2 separate regions of the Homo sapiens genome follow, and region 2 is linked to region 1. Evidence: read pairs that join two places in POLR2A ChIA-PET (ENCODE). Cell type or tissue: OCI-LY7. All regions are shown on one strand. Each heading gives the region's core, and the rest is flanking DNA. Links, peaks and the distances in the headings are about the cores only.

Region 1 (16,351 bases), core at 3,622-11,621:
TTTTTATTAATAAATTTTTCCTAATCTGATCCTGAAAAATGTTATCTCATTTGTTTTAAATTGCTTCTCATGTATTTTTGTCTATTATCTCAGGCAGAAGACAATTCTTACAGTTAATTTCCCATTATTTTGCATTTGCATAAGATATTCATTAAGATTATAAACACTTTTCATTTCTGCTTTTAATACTGGTATGATTTCTTAATGTTAAGCTCCATCTGGAATTTATTTTTGCCTTAATGTAAGGTAAGTATTTGATTTCTTTTCCCAATGAATAAATAGTTGTTTCAATATCATTTATGGGCTTGTACATCCTTGCCCATGTGCTTAGAAGTATCTGTTTATATTTGAACTCTATTCTGTTTCTTTGCTAAAAATTTCCATTTCTCTGGAGTAACATACATTTAAAATTACTTATCTTTATATATACGTTTTTTTTTTGTTTGTTTTTTTGAGATGGAGTCTCACTCTGTCGCCCAGGCTGGAGTGCAGTGGCATGATCTCGGCTCACTGCAACCTCTGCCTCCCAGGTTCAAGCAATTCTCCTGCCTCAGCCTCTGGAGTAGCTGGGATTACAAGCACCTGCCACCATACCTGGCTAATTTTCTTATTTTTTTAGTAGAGATGGGGTTTCACCATGTTGGGCAGGTTGGTCTCGAGCTCCTGACCTTAAGTGATCCAGCTGCCTCAGCGTCCCAAAGTACTGGGATTACAGGCATGAGCCACTGCACCCAGCCTCTTTATACAATATTTTAATATCTGATAAAGCAAACCCCATCCATTCATTCTTTGCAAAAGTCTCTGGACTACTCTTTTTTTGGGGATTGTTGGGGTCATGCTCTGTTACCCAGGCTGGAGTGCAGTGGTGTGAACACAGCTCACCGAGACCTCCACTTCCTGGGCTCAAGCAATCCTCCCACCTCAGCCTCCCAAGTAGCTGGGACTACAGGCATCCACCACCATGCCCAGCTAATTTTTGTATTTTTGATAGAGACAGGGTTTCACCATGTTGCCCAGGCTGGTCTTGAACACCTGGCTTCAAGTGATCTGCTCACCTCAGCCTCCCAAAGTGCTGGAATTACAGGCGTGAGCCACCGTGCTGGGGCAGATAACTGTTTCCTATAACACAATTCACTAACTGGACAAAAAAAAAAAACAGTCAATAAATTGGACTTCATAAAAATTTTAAAATTTCGTTTATTAAATGACACTTTAAAGAAGTGAAACAGCAACCTACAGACTGGAAAAGATGAAGAACAGGTAAACAGAATATCTAAAGAACTCTTACAAATCAATAATAAAAAGACAAACAACCCAAGTGTTTAAATGGGCAAAATGAACAGATATTTCACACACAAAATAGATATCTGCTAAATGTATGAAAAGTTGCTCAACAAATTAAAATCATAATGAGAGACTAACACATATTCATCAAAATTGCTAAAATTTAGAAGACTGGTAATTCTAAGTATTGGTGAGGATGTGGGGTAATGGGAAAGAGTGTAAAATAAAACAACCATTTTGGAAAACTGTTTGGTGGTTTCTTTTTTTTTTTTTTTTTTGAGACTGAGTCTCGCTCTGTCGCCCAGGCTGGAGTGCAGTGGCACGGTCTCTGCTCACTGCAAGCTCTGCCTCCCGGGTTCATGCCATTCTCCTGCCACAGCCTCCAGAGTAGCTGGGACTGCAGGCACCCGCCACCACGCCCAGCTAATTTTTTGTATTTTTAGTAGAGACGGGTTTCACTGTGTTAGCCAGGATGGTCTCTATCTCCAGACCTCATGATCCGCCTGCCTCGGCCTCCCAAAGTGCTGGGATTACAGGCGTGAGCTACCGCGCCCGGCCACTGTTTGGTAGTTTCTTAAAAAGTGAAACATGTACTTACCTCATGATGGAGGAATTCTACTCCTAGGCATATCCAGGGGTGTCCCATCTTTTGGTTTCCCTGGGCCACATTGGAAGAAGAAGAATTGTCTTGGGCCATATATAAAATACAATAACAATAGCTGATGAGCTAAAAAAACAAAAAAGCAAAAAAACCCTCCTGTTTTAAGAAAGTTTACTGTATTTCCAAAAAAGACTTGTGCAGGAATGTTTATAATAGCTTTATTCATAATAGCCCACACTGGAAATAACCCAAGTGTCTATTGACAGAAGAACAGATAAATAAATTGAGGTGTATTCACACAGTAGAATACTATATGGCAATATAAAGAAATGAACAGCTCATACACGGAATGAAAGAGTACGCACTGCATGATTCCTTATAAGAAGGTCAAGAACAGACAAAACCAAGCTATGGTGATAGAAATCAGAATAGTGGTGTGTCTCGTGGGGTCTGGGGGGAAGATGACAGGAAGGAGACATACAGGAATTTCCCGAAGTTAAGGAAATTTCTTCACCTTGATCTGGATGATGGTTGCACAAGTGTATATATTTGTCAAAATTCATCAAGCTTTACACTTAAATGTATTCATTTTTAATACATAAATTACACCTCACCAAAGTACTGTTAGTATAAAGAGGTGGAGAAAGGTGATGGTAGGCATTTGTGTGATTTCTGAAGGGGAGTACAAGGCATGTTAATTGGCTCTAAAAGTTGATGGCATTCATGTGGAGTCCTAATTAGAGAAAGGGAGTCAGGCTGGTGGGAGCAGGGGAAAGCAAAAAGAAAAAGCAGATAAGCTGTGAGTCTGCCTTTCTTCATGGTCCAGGACACATAGCCCTCCTGCGCAAATAGCTCACAATCTTCCTGCACCCAGCTATCACCAGTCCCTCAGCTGATAGAAAAATGCAAGTTAGTTCACTGCAACCTAGCCATTATCTGTACTGCACATATCCCTCTCCAGCACAAGCATCATCCTATAAAACCCAAGCAAGCCTCTGTCTCTTTGCAGTCAGCTCCTCTCTTGCTGATCTGCCCATTGCCTTCTTGCAATGCATTTTTACTACTTTCTCTCATATACTGCCTTGGTAAATTCTTTTTTTTTTTTTTTTTTTTTTTTTTTGAGATTGGGTCTCACTGTGTCACCCAGGCTAGAGTACACTGGCATGATCTTGGCTCACTACAACCACTGCCTCCCTGGTTCAAGCGATCCTCCCTCCTCAGCTTCCCAAGTAGCTGGTATAATTCCAGCATGTGCCACCACACCCAGCTAATTTTTGTATTTTTAGTAGAGATGGGGTTTCACCATGTTGGCCAGGCTGGTTTCAAACTCCTGAGCTCAACTGATCTGCCCACCTCGGCCTCCCAAAGTGCTGGGATTACGGGAGTGAGCCATGATGCCCAGCCTGCCTTGGTAAATTCTTTTTACCAACTGCGTCACCAGCCTCAGATAGTTGCAGCAACTCATTCTTAAATCTAAGTTTATTCTGAATCTATTTTATTTTCTTTCACTGTTATCTATTATTAGTATTCATTTCACTTGATAACATCTATTTCCAGAATCAAAATAGAACTGAGACAAGGAGAGAGAAAGAAAAAATACATAATGTAGTATTACAGAGTTAGGAATAGGGTTAATTAGTCAAAAAAAAGTTTGCAATAGAATTAAATAAGTTGCACGTACTGACAAATATAGGAAAAGAAGTATTTCTCTGGAGGAAAGGAAGCAGATCTTGGAGGAAGTCTTTAGAGAGAAAAAAATGAGCTGAGAGCACTAATTAGCTGTATATGACCTCAGGGAAGTCACTTAACCTCTCTGGGGATGATTCTATTTTACAGATTTTTTTTGGTATGTTAAATGAAAGAATTGAATTAAATGAGCTCAGAGCATCCTATTAAAGTACAATATGATAATTAATATTCCCAAGTCATCCAGAAAAGTCTAATTTGTGTTCTCTGTATTTTGTTTAATAAAGCTGAGAAGTTTGGAAAACATTTATTTGTCATGATAAATTGTTATTGATACATTGAGTGTCCACCTCGTGCAAGTAGTGTCCTAGGCAATATACTTTCATTGTCTTGTTTAATTTATACTTTAATTAATTAATGGATTTTATAACTTGAATAATTGGATCAATTAAAAATGTCTTAAAATAACGTGTATGTATATATATTATATATCTTTATTATCATAAAAATGTAATATTATTGCAGAAAACCAGGAAAATAGAGAAAATCATATACAAAAAAGTAATTCTGTCACTCTGAAAGCAACTATTAACATTTTGAAGCATATCTGTTGAATAGAGACAAATATTAGTTAAGATTTTTTAAAATAAAATTGAGACCAAATTCAACATATTTCTATCCTGTTTCTATTTTCAAAAACATGCTTTTTCAGTAACCATATAGTATTCCATTTTATAAATATAAAGGACTAGATAATCCTTTTGGTTGGCCATAAATAAAAGTTTTGACACCAATGATGTAAACTTTAGTTACACCAAAAATTCCCCAGGGCAATGTCGCAGTCAGGGTCCCCAGAGGAAACAGATGGCAAACAGCAAGAGGGTAATTTGAAAAGTGTTAAATACAAGAACTATTTACAAAGGAGTGGGCAGGGATTAGGGGAACCAGAAGTAATAATGTAGTATGTGATAGCACTGTTGATGGTACCCCTTAGCTTGGAGGAGCGAGAGGAGGCAGCAGTTCCTAGAACTTGGAGACAAAGAAACCTCCATGGAGACAGCTGCCTGACAAAAGCTGTAGCTGGCACTTGGTTGAGGGAGTAGCCAGCGTGCAGCGACCCAGCTTGGAGGTGCAGGGGATAAACACCTTGACACCCTCATTTGCTCTGAGGGCCAGGGAGGCCAGGGAGATGTTGGTGTAGTCCACACAAATCAGCCTGCTTAGCCACAAGGCATGGCAGAGAAACGTGAAGAGTGCACCAGGAGGAGCAAATGGAGTTCTGAACACACACTTTTACTTTGATCACGCTTACTTGGCAGAATTCATCTTTGTAATGACTTGATCTGGGAGTCAGAGATAGTTTCTCTTAAGAAGTGATGTTAAATCTGAGACCTAGAGGATGTGTAGTTGCTAAGAATATGAAGAACAAGGAAAATAATACATGAAGTAGGGGGAATAGTATGTGCAAAGTCCCTGTGGTAGAAGGGTGTTTTTAAGGAACTGAAAGAAGGCCAGTGGGTAAGACAGAAAGACAAAGTGGATAGAACAAAGTAAAATAGAGTGAAGATTTTGGCAGGGCAATATTGTAGGTCCCACTAAGGATTTTGGTCTTTAACCTTGAAATGAAAGTAAATCATTGACAGGTGTTAGGATCAAATGGCAGATTAGATTTGCATATTAAGAATATTATTATTCTGCTCTGGGGAGAATGGATTGGCAGACAAACAAAAATGAAATTGAGGTGAGTATAGTATTAATCCAGGTAAAAGTTTGGATTAAGGTGCTGGTAGAGATGGTGTGACACAGACAGGTTTGAGAAATGTGCGGGACATAACATTGACAAAACTTGATAATATATTGGATATGAGAATGTAAGGGTGGGGATAGTGTCAAATAAATCTACCAGATTACTATGCTTGCTTATAAAACTGGATGGATGGAGCCGGACACGGTGGCTCATGCCTGTAATCCCAGCACTTTGGGAGGCCAAGGCAGGTGGATCATCTAAGGTCAGGAGTTTGAGACCAGCTTGGCCAACATGGTGAAACCCCATTTCTACTAAAAATACAAAAATCAGCTGGGTGTGGTGGCACGTGCCTGTAATCCCAGCTACTCAGGAGGCTGAGGCAGGAGAATCGCTTGAACCCGGGAGGTGGAGGTTGCAGTGAGGTGAGATCATGCCACTGCACTGGGCAACAGAGCAAGACTCTGTCTCAAAAAAAAAAAAAAAAAAAAGCAAAAACAAAAAACTGGATAAATGAAAAGCTTTTTGGAATTGGGAAATTATAAAATGGTGTATATAGATAGATAGTTGGCTATTTCTTTTCTTTTTTTTTTTTTTTCAGACAGAGTCTTGCTCCGTCGCCCAGGCTGGATTGCAGTGGCGTGATCTCGGCTCACTGCAAGTACTGCCTCCCAGGTTCACGCCATGCTCCTGTCTCAGCCTCCCGAGTAGCTGGGACTACAGGCGCCCGCCACCACGCCCGGCTAATTTTTTGTATTTTAGCCTGTGAAACAGGGTTTCACCGTGTTAGCTAGGATGGTCTCGATCTCCTGACCTCGTGATCCGCCCGACTCGGCCTCCCAAAGTGCCAGAATTACAGGCGTGAGCCACCGCACCCGGTCAGTTCGGCTATTTCTTAATGAGTTAGAGACCATATGTTCTAGAAATAAAGTGGTTGTGAAGCTGAACAATGAGAACAGAAACCATTTCTACAATTTAACACTTGTTAAGCAATCAGAGGAGTGGTAGGTGTCAGGAGGAAGAACTGGGAGAGAGAGGTTAGAGGACTGACATGAAGCAGACATTGAGGAAAGAGGAATTTATGCAATAATGGCCCAGGTTGCTGCAGATGTGAGAAAATATTCAACTTTTGAGAAAACATAATAGAAAAAAAATAGTTTGGCACAAAAATACAAATAAGCAAGCAAAACAAAATTACTACTTTTCTTCCCCTCCCTCCCCCACTCCCTTTTCTCTTTCTCTGTCCCTGGGGACCAGCGTTAAGGATCAATGGTCTGCCTTCGACAGTCCCCATCCCTAGCTATTTGCTCCTTTGTTGAGTGCCCCCTTTCCTCACCTTATCTTATGAAAAGCGTTCCAACCCTCCTAGACTGTGAGCTCCTAGAAAGCGGACTTAGCCTATTTTTGTATGCTATATATCACATAGCCTACTGTACAGAGTAGCTGCTCATTTGTGTTTCTTATATTGAGGTAAATCTGAATCTTACCTGGGCCAAACTCTGCGTTAGGATCTGGGTATTCAACTGTCAGGGGACTCAAGTGTGAGCAAGACCTTGTCTCTACCATCCTAGATCATACAGTCTTAGGAGGACATTGACACTAAAAAAGGCCATTACATGACCCTCAGATGAATGCGCATGGGGTAAGTACGGGTCCTCTGGATAACAGAGGAGCATGGAATGGTAACCCTAGAGACAACCTGGTGCCATTCCTGCTAGATACCGACATCTCCTATATGAATTTTGGTGGTGGGGTGAGGGGATAGGGAAATGGGGGCTGTGAGCAAGGAGGGAGGTTCCAGGAACATCTTTCACATCCCCTAGTCCCCATTTCCTTCATGAACTGCTGTATCCATCAAGTGCGGGTACGCAGGGAGCACAGTCGTTGTGCCAGGTGGGTGCCAGCACACAGCAGTCATTGACATTGTACAGACTTCTGGAGTAAATGGAGGGATGGATGAAACACTTGTGCAATCGAAATTTTTGCGACTCCTTCCATTTGACAAGTACGGTCCACGCCATTCATTCCCCAACCCAAAGCCCGCGAAGCCCCGCAGCTTACACAGAGGCCCCGCCCAACCGCCCCGCTCTGCGCGCTCCCTCAGCTCCAGCGCAGCAGCTCTGGGAGACACGCTGAACGGTAGTCAAGTTCCGGGTCACAGTGCGCTTGCGTAGGAGGAGCCAGTGGCGAAGAAGGGGAGGAGCTCGCGAAGCTTAGACTGCAGTGACGAGGAAAACGTGGATGGGATAGGAGCAGGAAAACCTCTAGGGCTCTGTGGGGTTAGCGCTCTTGGGGCCGTTTAGTGGGTGTCCCGGGGGTACTCAAAGAGAACCCGTCAGAGACTGACCTTAGTTTACACACGATGCGTCTTTTACTGCTCACATCGAGTCTATTGATTTTGCTTTTTTTTTTTTTCAATTACTTTAGTGGTCAAGAATTGCTGCTTTGCAGTGAGACAGATCCAGATTCCAGTGTCTGGTGTGACTGTGTGTGGCCTTGGGCAAGTTATCTGTCCAAGTTTCAATCGCTACCTGTATCAAATGTAGTTGATTGTAGTTGTGTGCATCACAGGGATTTTGTGAAGATTAAATGACGTCGTATGTATCAAGGGCTTAGCGCACTGCCTGGTACGCAGAAAAAGCCCAGTAAATGGCAAGTGCTATTATAACCATTATCATGAGGTTGGAGGATCGCTTGAGCCTGGGAGGTTGAGGCTGCAGCGAGCAGTGATCGCCCCACTGCCCTCCAGCCTGGGCAACAGAGTAAAACCCTGAAAAAACAAAACAAACAAACAAAAGCCCGGGGGAAACAAATCAAATGTCCCCGTATAAATGATAAACAAAATGTGGTATATACGGAACCTTATTCAGCCTTTAAAAAGAGTGAAATTCTGATGCAAGTTACAACATGGACAAACCTTGAAGACACTATGCTAAGTGAAAAAAAACATACACAAAAGAACACATGTTGTATGATTCCAGTTACATGAAGTATCTGGAATAGTCAAATATTATACACAAAGACAGATGAATAGAATAATGGTTACCTGAGGCTGCAGGTAGGGCAGAAATGAGGAGTTAGTGTTTAACAGGTGCAGAGTTGAGGATGATGAAAACGTCTGGATGGATGGTGAAAATGGTTGCACAGCCATGTGAATGCACTTAATGCCACTGAACTGTACACTTAAAAATGGTTAAAATGGGCCGGGCGCAGTGGCTCACGCCTGTAATCCCAGCACTTTGGGAGGCCGAGGCGGGTGGATCACGAGGTCAGGAGTTCGAAACCAGCCTGACCAACGTGGTGGAACCCCGTCTCTACTAAAAATACAAAAATTGGCTGGGCGTGGTGGCGCGCACCTGTAATCCCAGCTACTCAGGAGGCTGAGGCAAGAGAATCGCTTGAACGCGGAAGGCAGAGGTTGCAGTCAGCCGAGATCGCGCCACTGCACTCCAGCCTGGGCGACAGAGCAAGACCTCAAAACCAAAACAAAACCAAAAAATGGTTAAAATGGTAAATTTTATGTATATTTTACCACACAAAGAAAAGGAGAGGAAAGAAGCCCAGGAGCAGGCAGCGCACAGCGGGAGTGCATGGCAGCTCAGCTCAACAATGCTCTCAGGCGCTTAGGGTCCTTCTATCTTTCAGTTTACCACTCCCAGCATGTGACTTTTGTCCTTGTGGTCATAAGATGATTGCTGCTTCTCGAGGAATTGTGTGCATGTACTAGATAAGAAAAGCCAAAAGTCATCTTCTTGTGAAGTTTTATATTTTCATTCAAGAAAAGGAGCCTAAGGGAATACCCGCCTGCTACTCATTGACAGGAATTTTATCAAGTTGACCTCTCAACAGGAGTCTGGGAAAGTTACTTTTCAAGTGTCTAAAGTATAGAATGGCACAATAAAGGGGAGCTGTGAGGTCCCCCTTATCATGCCATTCTATAGATACTTGAAAGGTAATTTCAAGTATCTAAAGTATAGAATTTTCAAGTACAGAAAATTTGAGGCCGGATGTGGTGGCTCATGCCTGTAATCCCAGCACTTTGGGAGGCCAAAGTGGGCGGATCACCTGAGGTCAGGAGTTTGAGACCAGCTTAGCCAATATAGTGAAACCCCATCTCCATTAAAAATACAAAAAAATTAGCCGGGCATGGTGGTGCGAGCCTGTGGTCCCAGCTGCTCCGGCGGCTGAGGCAGGAGAATCGCTTGAACCCGGGAGGCGGAGGTTGCAGTGAGCCGACATCGCGCCACTGCACTCCAGCCTGGGAGACAGAGAGAGGCTTTGTATCAAAAAAAAAAAAAAAAAAAAAAAAAAAAAGGAAGAAAATTTGAGTAGCCAAATTTTCAGGGAATGTCCCACAAACATAGAGGTTTATTTTGCTTTTTTCCATAAATGTGCTTATACTGCATATTATTTTTTGCAACTTGCTATTTTTTCTTAGCAATATGAATTAGAATTCCTCAGTTCCTTTAGCTGCTGCAAAATACTCTTGTTTCTAAGGCACACTTTTTTATTCACATTTTATGATCTCTCAGATTGGTATGCATCTTACAGTTGCTGTCAGCTAGCAAGGCAGCAATAGTGATGTGGTTGTCATTGCCTGCTGGGTATGCATCAAAACTTGCAGAATGGAGGTTAGCAGCCTGGCATATTGATGATTCTGAGTCTAAACATTATACAGAAGGTTCAGACTCTGAGAAGAGGATTTAGCTATATGGTAATCAATTTATTTCATGAATCCTTTTAATTTATGCATAAGGATAATATGGAACTAAAGATGTCTTAAGCCTTAATTAGCTTTTTCAATAAGTATAAAATAAAAATTATAAATGGCAAGAAAGCTTTGTGTCATAGCTTAATTAGGATCATTTTTCTTTCTTAATGATGTATGAAATAACGAAGGCTATAGCGGGTCACATCCTCGAGTTAATGAAATACAGTGTTCTTTTTTTTTTTTTTGAGACCGAGTCTCGCTCTGTGGCCCAGGCTGGAGTGCAGTGGCGCGATCTCGGCTCACTGCAAGCTCCGCCTCCCGAGTTCACGCCATTCTCCTCTCTCAGCCTCCTGAGTGGCTGGGACTACAGGCGCCCGCCACTACGCCCGGCTAATTTTTTGTATTTTTAGTAGAGACAGGGTTTCACCGTGTTAGCCAGGATGGTCTCGATCTCCTGACCTCGTGATCCGCCCGCCTCTGCCTCCCAAAATGCTGGGATTACAGGCGTGAGCCACTGCGCCCGGCCGAAATACGGTGTTCTAAATATGACTATTCCATAGCTTATTTAATCATTTCCTTTTTGATAGAAGTTAGGTTTAATGATGCTTTAGGAAACCCTTGTGCATGCCCTTTTTTGCATATGTGAAAGTAGTCGTTCTCTAGATACCTAGGAATACACATTTTAACATTCTGAGAGCAACTGCCCTTTAAAAAGCTCCTATCGATTTACACTTCCATGAAAGAACCCATTTTTTCCAAACAGTTTTACATTTTGGTCAATCTGGTATCTGAAAATAGTACATCATTGTTTTGATTTTGTCTTTTAGTGTTGTTAAGGGTGTCTATAACATAGAAGCCAATTTTTAAAAATCAACTTTTTATTTTTGTGTAGTTTTAGATTTACAGAAAAACTGTGAAGATAGAACAGAGTACTCCTATATATCCCACACCTAGTTTCTCTATTGTTAATATCTTACATTAGAATGGTATCTTTGTCACAATCAATGAACAAATATTGATACATTATTATTAACTAAAGCCCATATTTTATTCAGATTTTCTTCATTTTTGCCTAATGTCCTTTTTCTGTTGGACAGTCCCATTCGAAATAGCACATTAAATGTAATCATCATGTCTTCTATACCCCTCTTGGTTGTGAAAATTTCTCAGACTTTTATTGTTTTTGATAGCCTTGATGTTTTCAGGAGTACTAATTAGGTATTTTGTAGAACGTTCCTCAGTTGGGATTTGTTTGGTGTTTTTCTAATCATTGGACTGGAGTTTGGGTTTGGGGGCGGAAACCTGAAGAGGTAACTCTGATCATACCATTTCAAGGGTACAGATTGTTAACATGACTTGTCACTAGTGATATTAACCTTGTTCATCTGGCTGAAATAGCGTTTGTCAGGTTTCTCCATGGTAAAGTTACTCTTCTTTTTTCCCCCTTTTCTATACTGTACCCTTTGAAAGGCAGTCACTGCACAATCCATACTTAAGGGGTGGGAATTTATGCTCCACCACCTTAAGGATGGAGTATCTTCACATATTATTTGGAATTCTTCTGCATAGAAGAGTTGCCTACTCTTCCCTATTAATTTAATTAATGTGTTTATTCCATCATTTATTTGTACAGTATGGGCTCATGGTTATTTATTGTATACTTTGAGTTACATTAAGAATTCAGTGCTACTTCAGCCAGGCATGGTGTCTCATGCTTGTAATCCCAGCACTTTGGGAGGCTGAGGCAGGTGGATCATGAGGTCAGGAGTTGCAGACTAGCTTGGCCAACACAGTGAAACTCCGTCTCCGCTAAAAATAAAAAAATTAGCTGGGCGTAGTGGCAGGCGCCTTTAATACCAGCTACTTGGGAGGCTGAGGCAGGACAATTGCTTGAACCCGGAAGGCGGAGGTGGCAGTGAGCCGAAATTGCGTCACTGCACTCCAGCCTGGGCAACCAGAGTGAAACTCTGTCTCAAAAAAAAAAAAAAAAATTCAATGCTACTTTCTTTTGTTGCTCAAATTGTTCTAGTTTTGGCCATTGGGATCACCTTCAATTAATTCCTGTGTCCCTTCAACACATCTCCAAAATTGTGTACATATTTTAGCTCTTCCTTACTTTCTTTTCTTGTTTGTTTTTTTGAGACGAAGTCTCGCTCTTGTCCCCCAGGCTGGAGTGCAGTGGTGTGATCTCAGCTCACTGCAACCTCTGCCTCCCGGGTTCAAGCAATTCTCCTGCCTCAGCCTCCCAAGTAGCTGGGATTACAGGCGCCTGCCACCACGCCCGGCTAATTTTTGTATTTTTAGTAGAGATGGGGTTTCACCATGTTGGCCAGGCTGGTCTCAAACTCCTGACCTTAGGTGATCCGCCCGCCTTGGCCTCCCAAAGTGCTGGGATTACAGGGGTGAGCCACCGTGTCCGGCCAGCTCTTCCTTACTTTCTAACTTTAAAAAATGCACAATGCTTATCTTGTATATTTCCTACCCTAGTTCTCGAATCAGCCATTTTTTCAAAGAATCCTGGTCCCTTTTATTGGAGAATGCTATTAGAAATCAATATCTGGGCACTATGTGTATAGAAATGATTTTTTACATAGTTATATTTATGAATCTTGTTCTGTATGACTTTGCTTGTAGTATTTTACATAAGAAAGTACAGTAAGTCCTCACTTAACATTGTCAATAGGCTCTTGTAAACTGCAACTTTAAGCAAAACAACATAGAAAACCAATTTTTTTCTCATCAAAATTAGAAGAAAACGATGTTGAAAGACACATTATTCAAGGATCTGCTTTTTGTATTTCCTTTTCTGATAACACAAAGAAGTGCTCTATTTTATTTTAATACCTAGCTAATGTTTTTTACATGTAGCTTTAAAATGCATCTGGAATCTTTCTTTTTATGTGATGCGGAGTAGGAATGTTATTTCTCTGTAAACAGGTAATTAATTATCTCAACTCCATTTGTGGACTAATCAATCTTTTCCTCTATGGTCTAAATGTATGATATTTCTACATGTCCAAGAGTCTTTTCAGGGTTCTATTTTATTCTTTGAGTTTAATTGTCTAATCCTGTTTAGAGACAGGCAAATTTAATTTCTATAAGTTTGTAGGATACTATCTGATAGAATGAGTGCCATCTTGAATCTTTTGCAAAATGTCTTCACTATTCTTGAACATTTTCTCTTGGAGATAAATTTTAGAATCAACTTATCAAATTGCACGTTTACCATGTGCAGTTTTAGCCATTGTCAATTTTATTTTATATTAATTCTTTCTACAGAAATATTTATTATAAATTGGACACAATACTGACAGTTTATATTTAATTCTTAACTTATGAAAACACTGTAAGCAAATCCTTTCAGATGCTACAGAAGAGTAACATCATCTTGTCATCTTCCATTGGTGTCTTGCTTTTTTAGCTTTGCCTATACATACTAACTACTCATTTTGTGGTAGAGTTAAGAACAATAGGTTAAATTATAATGTCCTTCGTTTGTTGGGCATGGCGGCTTATGCCAGTAATACCAGCACTTTGAGAGGCCGAGGCAGGAAGATTGGGAGGCCAAGGTAGGAGGATTGCTTGAGGCCAAGAGTTTGATATGAGCCTGGGCAACATAGCAAGACCCCATCTCTAAAAAAAAAATTTTTTTAATTAGCTGAGCTCAGCAGTACTCTTCTGCAGTCCCAGCTACTCGAGAGGCTTAAGCCTAAGAGTTTGAGGCTTCAGTGAGCTATGATCATGCTATGTGCCATTGTACTCCAGCCTGGGTGACAGAGTGATACCCTGTCTCTAATAAATAAATAAATAAAAGTCCAAAATTTCCTTGTGTGGGAATGTGCCCAGGTCTAAAATGTTTACCAGTTTTAAAACTGTGGAGTCAAAATGGCTTGCCAAAACCAAACCAAACCAAAAATCATCAAACAAAAATGCACATCAATACAATGCTTTATCAGTCCTATGAAATACCATAGTTTATTGATGCATTTCCCTATTGATGAACTTTTAAGTTCTTTTCAATGTTTCTCTCTCTCTCTTTCTTGCTTTCTTTCTCTCTCTCCCTCCCTCCCTCTTTTCTCTCTCCCTACCTCCTGCCTTCCTTTATTGTCCATAATCAAAGCTGCCATGAACATGGCTGTTGGTAATCACAGGCAAGTCTTTTTCTAGAAAAGACACTGAGAAGTACAATGGCTGAATTAGAAATTTGAGTGAAAAGATGAGGGTGGTAGCAACTGATGTTGAAACAGCTGTTAGGGATCAAAACCAAACTCTTTGTTTTTCAGACATCAATCCTCTTCCTCAAGGTTTCACAGCCTCTTAGTGGCAGACCGGCTCTAGTAATAAAGAACAATTTCAAGCAGCTTTATAGAAAGTAACATAGGTTTGCAGCAGCAGTGGTGGCAGTCTGTGCAGGCTGCTGTTGCCTCTGAGTCTAATGCTGAGCCTGAAGTCGCTGTAGGTCAGCCAGTTTGACAGACGGGAAGGAAACTGAATATGGACAAGGTCAAGGACAAACTAAAACCTGTGAGGACAAACTGTGGCCCACAACGAACACTAGACCCTGCCTCTGTCTCTCACCAACTCTAACCTTGATGCTCATGCTTTCATTGTGGGTCAGAACTCAGGGAAGCTAAAGGAGCTGCAGGACCCAGTGCTGCCCCATGGCATAAGGTTAGCCAGTGATCATGACATGATGTCCCACCGCCTATTGCCCAGGAAGACCTTCAGAGTGTAAAAGACATGTCTCCAGCTTCCAAATCTCCACCTTCCAAATCTAACCCAGAATGTCTCTTAGGTCCATGGCTAAGCCAGAACTATACAAGGAACAGAATTCTGGGAAACAGTACCAAGTTAGCTTAGCTAACCTGACGTAGTACAAAGCTGCTGCGTCTGGTGTGGAGGTTTTAAAATATGTCTATGAATACTTTGCTATGGGGAAAGACAGTCACCCTTTTGTGAGGTTATTCAACCAGTGTATGGGGAAGCTCATAAAGAGGATTGACATCTGAAAAACAAAGAGTTTGCTTTCAATCCCTAACAGCTGTTTCAACATTAGTCGCTACTACCCTCATCTTTTCACTCAAGTTTCTAATTCAGCAACAGACATAGATGGAGAGCAACTGAGCCCTCTTACCAAAAACCAGCACTAACTTGACAACTGTGTGTGTGTATGAGCCACCTTGGAAGTCTATTCTCCAACCCCAGGCAAGACTTCAAATGACTCTTCCCCCAGGTGACATATTGCTGACTACCTTAGGAGAGACCTCAAGGCAGAACTGTTTGGTTAAGCTACTTCCTGATCTTCAGAGACTGTGAGATAATAAATGATGGTTGATTTAAGCCTCTAAATATTAGAGTAATTTGCCGTATAGCAATAAGTAACTATACACCTAGGTATCAATTATTTAGAGTAATCAAGTACTCCAAAAACAAGTAGTAAAAGCTTCAGAGGCCGAGCGCAGTGGCTCACGTCTGTAATCCCAGCACTTTGGGAGGCTGAGGCAGGTGGATCACAAGGTTAGGAGTTTGAGACCAGCCTGGCTAAGATGGTGAAACCCCATCTCTACTACAAATACAAAAATTTGCTGGGCATGGTGGCACGTGCCTGTAATCCCAGCTACTTGGGAGGCTGAGGCAGGAGAATCTCTTGAACGCGGGAGGTGGAGGTTGCAGTGAGCCAAGATCACACCACTGCACTCTAGCCTGGTGACAGAGCAAGACTCTATCTCAAAAAAAAAAAAAAAAAAAAAAAAAAGAAAGAAAGAAAGAAAAAAGAAAAACAAACAAAAATTTCAAAATCCATGTATTATGGGCTTGTAATATGTTCACCAAAACTACCTCAACATCAAATTGTTGTGGCACCAGCAAGTCCAGTGGCCAGTACCTTGCAAGTCTAGCCATTTTAAAATCAACAAAGTGGGCCTCAGGAAAAGATGGGGTGTAGACATTTGAAATGCACGAGTCCTGGAATTTTCATGCAGCCTGGATTTCTTTCTGACTCTGTCCCCCACGACTTCCTGACCCGCCACTTTTCTAGGTTGCTTTTCAACTCTGGCTTTTGGGCTTCTCAACAGTTCTACCTGTAGCCTCTTATTCAGCGCTCCAAGCTCCTCCCCTCATTTGCTCCCTGGACAGCTGGATTCTGCAGGTTGAGGTATTTCTATTTCTCTCAATACCCATTTATTATAAAAGATATTTGAATATATCTGGCAATCTGAAGAACAGTTTCCATTTTATGGAAGGGGATGTTGAGATAGAAAATCAACTTTATGTGTGCATTGGTAAGATCATAAAGGGCATCACTGCTATTTCTTGAAGCTTCCTA
Region 2 (8,000 bases), core at 1-8,000, 68 kb before region 1:
TAAATTCGTATTTACATAAGCTGATACATTCATCTAGCACAAAAAAACCATTTTACAGACTAAAAAATAAAAATAAAATGTTAATCCCAAGGTTCAAACTCACTTGTCCAAAAATCAGCCATATTACTACTTTTATTTTCACAAAATCTAGACATAAATACACAGCAGTGTAGAAAGTTCCATATTAAGGTTAATTACTTCCTGATAATTTCAGGTTAAACAGCTTTTCAAGGTTATACAGTGAAAAAGAATCATAATACCTTTTATTTGGCTCTTTCCTTTTGTGCTTGGTTATTTCTTTTAAGACATATGGAAAACGACTCATAAAATGGTGTTTAAAATCAATAAGGTAGTTCTTTCGAAGCCATGACTCCTATTGAAATAGCAAAGATTAGAAAAATCTACAAGAAAAAATGTAAAATAAGCAATAAAACTTGAAGAGAAATGACAACTTGTCAAATAAATGTCCCATCATAATTCACTTTCTACCAGTAATATAATATGTAAATAAATTTAAAAATCAGAATTAACTGTTAAAGCACCCACTTTTCATCTATAGATCCTTTTGGTGCTTAATAACTATTTACTTGCATTCTGTCTGCTGCTTAAGAGAGAAAAAGTGAAAGTATCTGAGACTTAAGAAAATTCTGAATTTGGACTACTAATGCAATGTTTATGAAATATACAAGAAAGTCTTTCTCCCTGATGTTCTGTCTACACCATAACTCTATTCTCCAGCAATTCCATTATTTAACAATTTCACAAAGCAATGCATTTACTTAAAATGCTTCAGTAGTATTGGTGAATTTATCATTTCCCTCCTATGGAAACACTGTCTTTCTAATTCCAAATTAGAATATTCTTTATTTCCTCTTATCCAAGGTAACCAACCATCCCATTTTGTCAGAGACTGAGAAGTTTCCTAGATGTGGGACTTGAGGTGCTAAAACAGCTGGTCACCCTACAGCTCAATTTGGTTTTTTTTTTTGAGATGAAGTCTCGCTCTGTCGCCCAGGTCGGAGTACAGTGGCACTATCTCAGCTCACTGCAACCTCTGCCTCCCAGATTGAAGCGATTCTCATGCCTCAATCTCCTGAGTAGCTGGGATTACAGGTGCCCATTACCACGCTCGGCTAATTTTTGTATTTTTAGTAGAGCTGGGTTTCACCATGTTGACCCGGCTGGTCTTCAACTGCTGACCTCAAGTGATCCACCTACCTTGGCCTCCCAAAGTGCTGGGATTACAGGCGTGAGCCACTGCACCCGGCCTTACAGCTCAATTATTGTTCCTCCTTAGTATCTTTACTGGGTTCTCTTCTTCCTGACTTCTAAACGTTTGGATCTGCCCAGTAATAATACTTGAATCATTTCTGCCTGAGCTCCAGATTTTATATGCAAATACATACTTGACACTTCCTCTTCAACTTCTGACAAGCATCTTAAAACTTAACATGAATAAAACCAAATTCTCCCTGCCAAATGACTTTCTTTCTCATTTGGGCGATGTAACACTGGCATCATCCTTGACTCCTCTTTCCTTCATTATACATACCAACAGTCTGGCTGGCTTTACCTAGATCCAGCTAGTTCTCATCATTTCAACCACTAGATACCCGGCCACCATCATCTTTTACTTGGATTACTGCAATAGCCTCCTAACCAGTCTGCCTGTTTCTCCTCTTATCCTCCAAAAGTCAATTCCCCACACAGCAGCCAGGGTGATCTTTTAAAACATAAATCGTGTTTCAAAATGATACAGGAAGGGGGAAAGGAAACGAAATGTATATACATGTAGGACAGGACTGGTCATCCAAGAGATGATGGTTGCTAGAGTTAGACTGTGAGCACCTGGGAGTTCACTAGTGTTCTATTTTTATAAATTCAGCACATTAAAGTTAAATAAATATAATGCAGATCATGCCACTCCTCTGCTCAAAACCCTCCAGTGGTCTTTTCGCCACACTCAGGTTAAAATCCAAACTCCTTACCAGGGACCACAGAGTCCCACATGATCTGGCCACTATCACTCTTCTTCGCCCCCATCTTCTACCATTCTCCCAGTACCTCATTTGCACAGGCCTTCCTGCCATTCTTCAAATATGCGAAGCCTGTTCTCACCTCAAAGCCATTGTACTTGCTGTTTCCTATGCCTGAATGTTCTTCCCACAGATGTTGACAAGACTTGCTCCTTCACTTCAATGACATTCAGATATCTTATTCTCAGAGAGCATTTGACAACCTATCTAAAATAGCTCCCCCTCACTGTTCCTGCCCATGCTCTTTATACCCCATTTTACTTTCATCTTTCTTCCTAGTACTGACATTATATATTTGTTTACTGTCTATAGATCCCACCAGAAGGTACATACCATGAGGGCAAGCACCTTATCAACCATGTTTATCTCTGTAGCCCCAGAGTCTAGAATAGTACTATTCAAAAGACCTTTCTGTAATGATCAAACTGTTCTATATCTATCTGCACTGTCCAATATAGTAACCACTACCCACATGTAGCTGTTGAGCACTTGAAATGTGGCTAGGGTTACTGAGGAATTGAATTTTAAATTTTAATTAATTTAAGTAGCCATTATTTATTGATGCCCAATAAAGCTTTGAATAAATGCCTTATAAAGTATGACTGCATTAGTGTTTGGTTACAAACTCTAACCCTCACAGCAAAAGGATAAAAGCAATGAGACACACACGTAGAGAAAAAGTAGCAAGCAAGTCAAGCATTAAATGCAAAGCTAAGACACAATTTTTATAACATAATACTGACCCTGACACTACTAATACAGTACCCTAAAAACCACAGTAAATCAAAAAGCTAATGTTAAACTGTAATTTCATTTTAAAAACTAGCTATATCGGCCGGGCGCGTTGGCTCATGCCTGTAATCCCAGCACTTTGGGAGGCTGAGACAGGTAGATCACGAGGTCAGGAGATCGAGACCATCCTGGCTGACACGGTGAAACTCCGTCTCTACTAAAAATACAAAAAAAATTAGCTGGGCATAGTGGCAGGCGCCTGTAGTCCCAGATACTTGGGAGGCTGAGGCAGGAGAATGGCGTGAACTCGGGAGGTGAGCCAGGATCGCGCCACTGCACTCCAGCCTGGGCGACTGAGTGAGACTCCGTCTCCAAAAAAAAATAAATAAAAATAAATAAAAACTAGTTATATCAAGGATATAGCTAGCTAACTATTAAGAATACATACAGTAGTAGTTCAACATGTGCACAAAATGTTAGAAATTGCTGCAACTAGATGGGGGTAGGCAAGTGCTTATTGTATTCCTTCTGAAGGTTTGACTTTAAAATAAAAAAGATAGGTAAGGGAATGCAAAAAAAAAAAAGAAAGAAAGAAAAGAAAAATAGTGCCAAGGTAATCAAATGTAAAACAACAATCTTTTCAACAAATAGTGCTGGAATAAATGGCTGTTTATATGAACAGGAAAAAAAAAAGATACACACAGTATTTCAGAAATAAACAACTTCAGTTGATTATTACAGAATCTGACTATTCAGCCACTGCATGTAAGACTTAATGTACCCTGAGACTTCTTTTCAAAGTAAGGATCAAAGCTTCAAATTACTAAAAAGTTTAAAAAAAAAAAAAAACTACCTGAATACAAGTGAAATTTCTTGACTTTTTGTAAATACTAGCAAACTAAATGCATTAAGCTGCAGCACCAACATGTAAAAGCAAACAGTCAGTAGTCCTAAGACTATATCTAACCGAGACATCAATTTACCAATAGAAAAATCTATACAGTTTCTGAGAGAAAAAGAGTTACAATTCAGCTTGTGGTGTGTGATCTGACATCAATGCCAAGCAATGCTATTTGGTTCCTCCTAAAGATTAGGCTGTGGCCAGGCAAAGAGGCTCATGCCTGTAATCTCAACACTTTGGGAGGCCAAGGTGCAAGGATATTTAAGGCCAGAAGTTCAAGACCAGAATGTGCATTTTAATGTCATTTTGTATAGAATGCTACTAACAATCTATCATTTTGTATAGATTGTACCAATGATGTACATTTTTATACTCTGTCTCTAAGATAATGGTTCCTTTTTAAAAAATAAATAAATAAATAATGGTTCTTATCAAGTTATTACAAATCTGCCAAGGTGAATTAGAGCATTCTACCAGTGGATGTTTTTAAATATTATTCCTATCTGAATTTATTTATTTCAGCTTTATACAGTATCTCAATTTGTATTCTGATCTTCAACAGTCTACGCAGTCTTTTAAACTTACCATTATATGTTAATGAGCTGCTAATAAGCCTAGTCATGTTATAATAGCACAAAATAGTTCTAAAGCATACTATTTTAAATATCCATAAAACTAAAGCAGTATTTAGATCCTTTGTTAGTGTTATCCAGATAAGATGACCCAAAACTAGCATAATTAATAAATTTTCAGATTTTGAATTTTGGTCCTACTAGTCTATCTAAATACAAATGCTACTAACAAAGCAGTAACAAAAGTTTACTAGTGCTTATATGTAATCAAACACCGAAGAAGCTTGGAATTTTTACTTCTTGGCTCTCTAAAAATGAAAAAACTAGGCCAGGCGTGGTGGCTCACGCCTGTAACCCAACACTTTGGGAGGCTGAGGCGGGTGGATCACCTGAGGTCAGGAGTTCAAAACCAGCCTGCCCAACATGGTAAAACCCCGTCTCTACTAAAAATACAAAAAATTAGCCACGCATGGTGGCGGGCACCTGTAAGCCTAGCTACTCAAGAGGCTGAGGCAGGAGAATTGCTTGAACCCAGGAGGTGGAGGTCTCAGTGAGCCAAGATCGTGCCACTGTACTCCAGCCTAGGCAACAAGAGCGAAACTATGTCTCAAAAATAAAAAGAAAAGAAAAAACTAGCACTCAAAGTCCATGTTGAATATTACTTTTTCTTTTTTATAGGACATCTTAAGGACTTTAGCATTACTTTTATTTTCTATCTGAACCTTTCAGATGATCATAGATCAAGACTGTAAGTACTATATACTTTTTTTAAAGGAGCTATATACATTCTTACTGTCTCTAGCCTACATCACAAATTAACTGCCATATGAGAAACAAGCTTTGCTTTCTCAAAATCTTACATTATAGCCCTATTATTAATTTTTTGCCAATGTATGCAATGAATCATAAAACAAAGTCTCAAAACCGTAATCAATAAAATGCCATCTTATTTGAAAAAGCAATTGACAAAACATTCCTACAGATGATGAGTTAACAGCAATAGAACACGCTCTTAAAATATACACCTTACTACAACTCTATAATGCTTTTCAAGACTATCAAATACTACTTAATTTATCCCGTCTTATGCACCATACTGACTCATTCTAAACTTCAACTTGAAATAAAAATAAAACAAAAACAAGAAAACTACCTTCTCAGTTTTATATAAACTTGAAGGATTCACACCTGCCTTATCAAAAGTCCTTACAGCAATTCTTCTGAAAACCAGATGCTTCTAGCTTTGAAGTCTTGCTTCTGTAGCTACCCTTTTCAAGTGTGTTACTGTATTGATTTAGCACCAACTTAATCTTGCAGCTTGTTCCTCCTTGGTTGCAAAGGAAAAGTGTAGCATACACTATGCACTACATTCACTATAGCACAACACTTAAAACAATTCAAGTCTGATCATGAGCTCTTCAGTTTTGTCCCTTTCTACTAAACCTGGCAATGTGGAATAAATTGAAAGAGACTACTTAATAAGCAACTTTTTAAACCTTGTAAGAGACCTTTCAGAAACTAGAATGTTCCTACACAATCAATCTGCCATAAACAATACACTGTAACACTACTATGAATTATAGCCAGTAAAAAACTAATGGAACCAAGCATGAGTTACGCATTTCACTTAAATATATATATATATATATTCACAGATAATAACTTCAGAAAACTAATTTGTAGTTTTGTGCAAAACAAACAAGTTTACAGTTAAACCCAGGGTACTTTTCAGAAAAATATATAACCAATTAGTAGTAATGAGCTGATTTCGAATCTTGCCATTTATGATAAAAGGCTATTAATACTAAGAAAATAAAGAACCATTAGTTCTCACCAATTTATGGGTTTCATCCTGTTGTTTAGAGAGTTTCCACAGAAGGGAAATAATATTAAGAACTTGCTGCATAACCTGTAGAGGTTCTCGTTCTATACCATTCCCAACAGGAGTAGCTAGTTGTGGAGGTACAGCTTCAACCCAGCATTCAATTAGCAATGGAATTATTATCTCAATAAATCCTTTCAGGTTTTCAGTAGATGACAGGCCTTCATCCACACCACTCAGTCCTCCAACCAGATACCTAATAAGGGTAAGAAAGAAAAAAATTAAGTGATTAAAAAATGTTTATTATCCCTTGCTAATTTAAATCTTAAATATAAAGTACTAGTAAAATGAAGCACCATGAACTGATAATTACATCAATCAAAACTAGTAAGAAAAATGAAATTCTAAGATGACAAAGCCAAAAGATATTATCAAGTTTTATTTCTCAAAGGCTTTGCTATAAATAAATTAACATACAAATAACTCTTCCCATCAGTAAATAAAATCAAATCATGAGTAACTATATGAAAACTATGAAAGACAACTGCATGTCTTCCCACCAACAGTCATCAATGGTTAGCAGTTATAATTCAATACAGCAAAACTGTGTGGACATAACTGAAATCCTTCTTACCGTAGCCTGAACTGTGAACTGACATTTGGCTGTGAACCCCCATTTTCATAAACCTGGATGTGTTGCTGGTCGTTGGCATGTTCCTTCCAGTTGATAAAAATGGAGTTGCTAGTGGCATGGGGATTTTCTTTCTGTTCCTGAAGTCCTTCACTTTCTCTCAACCTACTGGATCCATCTGCCAAGGCCTGAAGGAATTTACTGAGTCTCACTAAGACTTTCAGCCTCCATTGCTGAGAAGTGAGTCTCCGATTAGGATTTACAGAAAGTATCCAGGACTGGGATCTGTCTCTATTTATCAGTCCTTTGGACAGCTGCTGATGAGAAATAAGTTCTACAAAATTCTTAAGCAATATGCTGCTACGGCCAGTAATTAGAGCTGGGTACTGTTCCAGCAGAATGTCCAAAACTTTTAAAGAGTCCTCCTGAATTCCTTCAGTAATGTGAGTCATGGCACTAGAGAGATGGGCACTTACCAAAGGAAAAAATGGAGAAATTTGTTCAGCTCGTATTTTGGGGGCCAGGAATTGAAGAAGTTGAACTGCTGCTAATCGTACATTAGCATCTTTATCTGTAAACACAGCAGTCACTTCACTTAATATGTTTGAAAGGTGTGCATCAATTATAAATGGGTATTGAGACAAAAGGTCTTTAAGTCCAAGAAGAGCACTTTGTTTAACCCCAGCATTGTAGTGATGCATCTGTGACAGCAAATCCTATAAATAAAAATACAAATTTTAGATGTATACTTATATACATGTATCAATTTCACGTAAACATGCTAACTAACACTACACTAGTAAACTGACACTCCTTGGGGAAACTGCTTCAATAAGTACTTTTTAAATGTTATTTAGCTTTTGTTAGGATCAGAAACAGAAAAATACTTTCAGCTTAATAAAAACATTGCATAATTTTCAGTTGGAATTTTCTCTCTTTACATTAACCTACATGCAGGCTTAGGCGCTCTATGATATAAAGTGACAGCAATCACACCATCATTTATTGAAAACCTACTAGGTACCAAACATCATGGAAGGTGTATATATATACTCTTGACAGGCCGTTTCTGCCTGTTTCAAATGGGCTTTCACAGGGTGTTTGTGTTTTATTCAGAGTATACTACCTGACAATTTTATCTGTGGAATAATTTATGTAACCTTTGGGAAAAAAAAAACTTTAAATAACTCTTTAGTATTATTTAAACTTCAGAGCTTAAAAAGCAAAACTCGAAAAATGTATATCCTCACAAAGACCTACACACAAATATTCATAACAGCATTATTCATAAGAGCCAAAAACCAGA

The links. ChIA-PET counts read pairs that join two places held together with the same protein. Peaks named below come from ENCODE experiments on the same cell type or tissue, not always from the same donor. Only the 100,000 strongest peaks of a DNase experiment are listed, where the experiment ranks them.
Region 2: POLR2A ChIA-PET joins it to region 1 with 10 read pairs; 25 of 35 experiments call an interaction of 5 or more read pairs at or near these places.

What each region holds. Positions count from the first base shown.
Region 1 is chr9:100,404,319-100,420,669 of GRCh38, forward strand. No RefSeq gene overlaps it. Among named protein-coding and RNA genes, the nearest start is that of MSANTD3, 15 kb to the right of the region's middle. RefSeq lists a silencer at 7,314-7,403. In OCI-LY7, for the core only: no CTCF peak of the experiment used is centred there; a DNase peak (open chromatin) is centred at 7,473; H3K4me3 peaks cover 1,437 bases.
Region 2 is chr9:100,339,997-100,347,996 of GRCh38, forward strand. TEX10 (testis expressed 10) reads right to left here. Exons shown (of 15, transcript NM_017746.4): 3 at 6,698-7,410; 4 at 6,076-6,319; 5 at 261-373. Among named protein-coding and RNA genes, the nearest start is that of TEX10, 8.9 kb to the right of the region's middle. RefSeq lists an enhancer at 1,137-1,636. In OCI-LY7, for the core only: no CTCF peak of the experiment used is centred there; no DNase peak of the experiment used is centred there.